2 separate regions of the Homo sapiens genome follow, and region 1 is linked to region 2. Evidence: read pairs that join two places in POLR2A ChIA-PET (ENCODE). Cell type or tissue: K562. All regions are shown on one strand. Links, peaks and the distances in the headings refer to the core of each region. The heading gives the core; the rest is flanking DNA. Region 1 has its middle 10 kb from the start of TOP3B. Region 2 has its middle 87 kb from the start of TOP3B.

What was found. Peaks named below come from ENCODE experiments on the same cell type or tissue, not always from the same donor. Only the 100,000 strongest peaks of a DNase experiment are listed, where the experiment ranks them.
Region 1: POLR2A ChIA-PET joins it to region 2 with 5 read pairs; 4 of 35 experiments call an interaction of 5 or more read pairs at or near these places.

The regions. Positions count from the first base shown.
Region 1 is chr22:21,991,541-21,994,452 of GRCh38, reverse strand. It overlaps the pseudogene PRAMENP. Among named protein-coding and RNA genes, the nearest start is that of TOP3B, 10 kb to the right of the region's middle. In K562, for the core only: no CTCF peak of the experiment used is centred there; DNase peaks (open chromatin) are centred at 1,622, 2,475 and 2,642.
Region 2 is chr22:22,068,538-22,071,449 of GRCh38, reverse strand. It overlaps IGL and the pseudogene IGLVIV-65. Among named protein-coding and RNA genes, the nearest start is that of TOP3B, 87 kb to the right of the region's middle. In K562, for the core only: a CTCF peak has its summit at 1,239; a DNase peak (open chromatin) is centred at 1,231; H3K27me3 peaks cover 1,660 bases.

The DNA of each region.
Region 1 (2,912 bases), core at 304-2,803, 77 kb after region 2:
TGAGAAGATGGCCGTCGACAGTCTGCTGAGGATCCTGAAGACACTCAGGCTGGATTTCATCCAGGAGCTGGAGGTGTTTTACTGGTGTAGAGACTTCTTGGTATTGGCAGAGCCAAACCTATCTGCCATACAGCTGGGAAGGATCTTCAACCTGCGCAGCCTCAAGCTCTTCTACTACAAGTGGGCCTTCTCCTCATGGGTCAGGCGGCCCTCCAGCTACTTCTTCTCCCAGCTCACCATGCTGGGCCACCTCCGGAAGCTGCACCTGTCTCACTCCTACCTCGTAGGCAAACTACATTACATACTCAGGTGAATGGGTAGGCAGGGGCGTCGGAAGAGTCCTCTGAATACTCCCAAGTGAGGTCAGGTCAGGGGAACAAGACAGGAAATGGGGCTTATTCTTAGATGCTCATGGAATTGTGGGCACAGCCTGGGAACTGAGGGTTCAGATGCAGCTGATGGCTGGGATCTGCTTTGGAAACATATTTGATGGGGAAAGATGCATGTTGCTATAAAAAATAAAATCCACTTTGGGAGGCTGAAGTGGGAAGCTCACTTGAGGCCAAGTTGGAAACCAGCCTGGGCAACAAAGTGAGACCCCATTTCTACAAATAAATATACAAAAATTAAGGCCAAGCACGGTGGCTCATGCCTGTAATCCCAGCACTTTGGGAGGCAGAGGCAGGCGGATCACTTGAGGTTAAGAGTTTGAGACCAGCCTGGCCAACATGGCGAAACCCCATCTCTATTAAAAATACAAAAATTAGCCGGACATGGTGGCATGTGTCTGTAATCCTAGCTGCTCGGGAGGCTAAGGCAGGAGAATCTCTTGAACCCAGAAGGTGGAGGTTATAGTGAGCCAAGATTGCACCACTGCACTCCAGCTTGGGCAACAGAGCAAGACTCCATCTCAAAAACAAAACAAAAACAAAAAGAAAAATTAGCTGGGCATAGTGCATCTTTAGTCCCAGCTACTCAGGAGGCCGAGGCAGGAGGATTGCTTGAGCCCAGGAGTTTGAGGCTGTAGTGAGCCATGATTGTGCCACTGCACTCCAGCATGGGCAACAGAGTGAGACCCCGTCTCAAAAAAAAATTACAACAAATTTAGTTTAAAGATCTAATTGGCTTTTTTTTACTCTTTAGAGACAGGGCATCATTTTGTCACCCAGGCTAGAGTGCAGTGGCACGATTACATCTCACTGCAGTCTCAAACTCCTGTGCTCAAGCTACCCTCCCGCCTCAGCCTCCTAAGCGGCTAAGACTACAGATGCGCACCACTACACCTTGCGAATTTTTTAAAAACTTTTTTGGAGAGACAAGGTCTTGCTTTGCTGCCCAGGCTGGTCTTGAGCTCCTGGCTTCAAGCCATCCTCCCACCTCAGCCTCCCAAAGCACTAAGATTAAAGGCATGAGCCACCATGCCTGGCCTTCTAATTGGCTTAGGTTTGTGATTCACAAATTGGGGCAGCCTCCCATTCTATAAAATAGAATAAGAGCTCTGATGAGCTGAGCAGAAGAGACTGGCTTTATAAGCATAAAAGTGATGAAAAAAGCCAAAACAAAAAGCAGATTGGTCAGTTGACGGTTACTTTCCTTATGGGGTTAAAACAGAGGGCACTTCCTTATCATCCTGGGCCCCTTCTGATTGGTTGGTGTGAATCTCCTGTTTTTTGGAAAACTGACCAGTTTCGAAGTTCAGTTTGATTACCTGGCACTTAGCACGAGTGACTGCATTCTGGTTTGCTCTGGTCTTTTGAGGTCTAGTGCAGGAGCTTAGTCCAAAACAGTGGTCTTCCATGAATTTCATTTAATTTTTTAATTTTTTGTTTTTGAGACAGAGTATCTGTCACCCAGGCTGGAGTGCAGTGGCATGATCTCGGCTTACTGGAATCTCTGCCTCCCAGGTTCAAGTGATTCTCCTGCCTCAGCCTCCCAAGTAGCTAGGATTACAGGCATGGGCCACCATGCCTGGCTAATTTTTCCATTTTTAGTAGAGATGGGGTTTCACCACGTTGGCCAGACTGGTCTTGAACTCCAGACCTCAGGTGATCCACCCACTGCGGCTTCCCAAAGTGCTGGGATTACAGGTGTGAGCCATTGCGCCTTTCCTAATAATATGTTTATTTACTCAACAAACATTTTCAGGCACTGCTGAATGTTATGCTGGTCCCCAAGAAAAGATCCTGACACAGCACAGGTTATGCCTCTTCTTCTGAGCTCATACTGCCCCAGACAGGTGGGTACAGAGCCCTGAAGGACAATCAGTATCCACTCTGTGCACGTCTCCTAGAAATTTCAAGATAGGGCATTCAGGACCCCCAGCCCTGGCTTAAATGGAAGCCTGAGCAGCAGCTTCCCCAAACCCAAACCTGAGGAATAATGGCCTCAGCCTATGGTTACTTCTCATCAGATAAGCGCTTTCAAATGGCTCCTCTCAGCAGTCTTATTAGGTATGGATAATGTGCATCTCCCTTTCACCGAAGAGAAACTTAGAGTTAGAAGGGTTCGTGGAGGACCTGGTAGGTCTGTTGAGAGAGAGCCAGGCCTTGGGACACCAAAGGACATGCTCCTGACCCTGCTGGTAAATGGCTTCCCTGATGAGGGGGTGGCCATAGGACTAGCCTCCTCCATGGACAAATAGGTGTTCCGGGTGGGGTGCCTGGGCCCTCCCCTCACAGAGCCACCCTTCTCTCCTCAGCTGTCTGTGGGTCCCACTACATTCCCTGGAGATCTGCAACTGCAAGCTTCTGGACACTGACATCACCTACTTGTCCCGGAGCCATCATACCACCTGCCTGAAGAAGCTGGATCTGAGCGTCAACGACTTGTCCTACATGATCCCTGGGCCCTTGGGTACCCTGCTGAGGGCAGTCTCAGGGACACTGCAGCACCTAGACCTGAAACACTGCTGG
Region 2 (2,912 bases), core at 147-2,646:
CATTTCTTTGTTGAGATTTTTTTATCTCCTCATTCCCTGCAAACCTATTTTTACTGAAGACCTTACAATGATTCCTTAGATAACTTTGGAAAGAATTGTCATTATAAAAATTATAATCACATTGAGTTTTCCAACTACAAACAAGGAATATCAGTTATTTTAAGGTTTTTTTGTAATGACTCTCAACGTTTTATAGTTTTCAGTTTAAGACTTTCCATTTTTTAATATTTACCCTTAAATATTTTATATTGATGTTATTATAAATTATATTCTTTTTATTTCAAAATCTGTGATGGTTTGTTGCTAATATAGAGAATACAATTCCATTGTGAATGCTGGTATTGTATCCAATGCCTAGATTGAAGCTCTGGGACCAGAAGCATCTCTGAGTCACTCCTAGACTCTGAGCCGGGCATGGCCCGAACCACTCTCTTTTGGTCTCCTCCAAAGTCTCAATTTAGAGAATTTTTGTCTCTGAGCAAGGGATTTCTGCCTGTGAAAACCAGAAAGAAATGAGAAGGTATGAGCATGAATCAATATGAAAGTGGAATTGAAGAAAATAAAGTCACATTTTCAGATCTACTTGTCTGAAAAAAAGAATCAGGTGCTGGTTGAAGATCTAAAATATAAGTCACCCAGTGAGATAGACTTTATTAGAGCCACCAGCAGGAGTGACTACACCAGGCCAGGAGATCAGAGAAGAGGTTTTTGTAACCTCCCAGTGGGTCTGGAGTGCTGACTTGGAGCTGCTGTGACACGTACAACAGTAATAGCCTCACCCTCAGGCTTCAGCCCAGGAATGTACAGAATCCCTGCATTGGCTAATGTATCATTGGATCCAGAGAAGTGGATGGGAACCCCAGGGTGCTGAGTGATATTTGAGTCTGAGTAGTATCTCAGGAGACACCTGGGACGGCTGCCTGGCTTCAGCTGACCACTATATTGCAAAGTTACCAACTCTGAAGCCACTGCTCAGGGTGCAGGTAAGTCTGGCTCATGCTCCTGGAGATGCAGAGAGTGAGGTCATCTGAGTCAGCACAGGCTGGGAGAGGGAACCTGCAAGCACAGACACTCATGGGGGCTGGGGCAGGAACTAGAGATACATGTCTTGGGGATCTGAGCCAGAGAGGCTGACGCAAGCTAAGGAGCTAACCCTAGACACCTAAAACCAGTTCTCACCTGAGCAATGAGAGAGGAACATGAGGAGCAGAGGGGTCCAGGCCATGGTGGACACCGCCTCCTGTGGCCCCACAGAGGAAGCTGCTTAACTCAGGCCTCTTTTATCTTCTCCAGTGGCCTGAAAAGGGAGGATCTGTCCACACAAATTTGTGTATCCTCCTGGTAATCTTTGTTCCACCCTAGGAAGAGCTGAAGTCTGAGCATGATTCTTTAGATATGGTGGGTTGGTGGGTGAGATTCAGCGTTTGTCCCACGGGAGGAGTAAGTGAGGAAGCAGCTCCTGCACCTTCCACAGACCTGTGAGTAGGAGACTCTACCCAGCCCAGAGAAGACACAGCTGTGGTATCTTCCTCAGTGAGTGCAGGCTCCATTGCCCAGGGATAACAGATATGTGGGCACCACTGTTCAGAGCTTGGAAAGACCCAGATTTCCCCCTGCTGCACACTTCAGTCTTTCAGTCAGAATCATGTGAGTGGAGTTGGCCTGAGTGCTGGGTCTCTGTCAGGTCACAGCATCCATGGACCACACCCCTGCTCTGTCTCAGGTAACTTATATTCATAACCATCCTTTTTGATTGAGGGATTTCTAGAATAACAGGAACAGGAGAAATGAAAAACATGACAATTGTTCATTGTGAGGAGGCCGCAGTAAGGGGAAAATGCGGAGGGCTCTGGGAGCAAACACCTGAGCAGCTCCTTCCACAGGGGCCAGGGAAGAAGGCAACTGTGAACTGGCTCTGAGTGGAGAGTGGGGTCCTGCTTGGGGACAAACAAAGCAAACACTATTTCTAGATGTAGTGCATCTTCTAGAAAATATAGTGATATGTACAAACATTGAGACATCAAATAGTGTGAGGTGCTGGGGAACGGCAGAACTTCTCACAATCCTAGATCTCTCTCATCTGTTGGCTGATTTTTGGCCAAGACACACTATGTATCTCCATTTTGTCACTTTTTCTGCTGCAGATGACTTTTCCCTGCCAACCCAGCACAGTGAACAGATAAGTCAGAAGAGTCTGGGAGCAGGACCCTGAAAGATGGATGTGATGTCGACTTTCATGGTACTTAAGAAAATGCGTCTTCTCATTTCAAAAATATTTATGAAAAGATCAGCACAGGCCAGCAGAGGACCAGGCATAGGGATATAAAAGGTGAAAACATAAAGTTCACTGTGGGTAAGTCAGGGACAGTGAGAACAGGTAGGAGGATGGAAAAAGAGAGGAGAGGTCCCTACTGATGACAACAGCATTTGTCATGGAGAATGTGAAATTAACTTAATTAGTTCTCCTTAATGCCCTGGCCATCCATGTGAGGACTGACTGATGTTTTTGAGGTAGGACTTCCTACCAGTTCAGGCTCTGTCTTTCTCCCTCTTCCTTTGCTGCCCAGGTGAAGGGGTTTTCCAAGGCCACATTCACTGAGGAGCTCAAAAGTGTTACTCTTTCTAGTTTGACCATTTTCTGTTGAAGGCCAAGACTTCTCTCTCGTCCTCAGAGAGTGAAACAAAATAGGGGAGGGGACTGTTTACATGATTCTACCATTGATAGACACTGGCAGACGAGCACCAAGGACAATAAAGAAAATCATACCCCTCAATTTGAGGAATTCAGTTTTGAACAATCAAGATTAGAAAGTGGCCCATGTGTTTTGATTCATTTATATTTAAATATTTACCCAAGGAAGATGGATAAGACATAGCGCATACAGAATTCCTGTAGGGTATTAACAATGAAG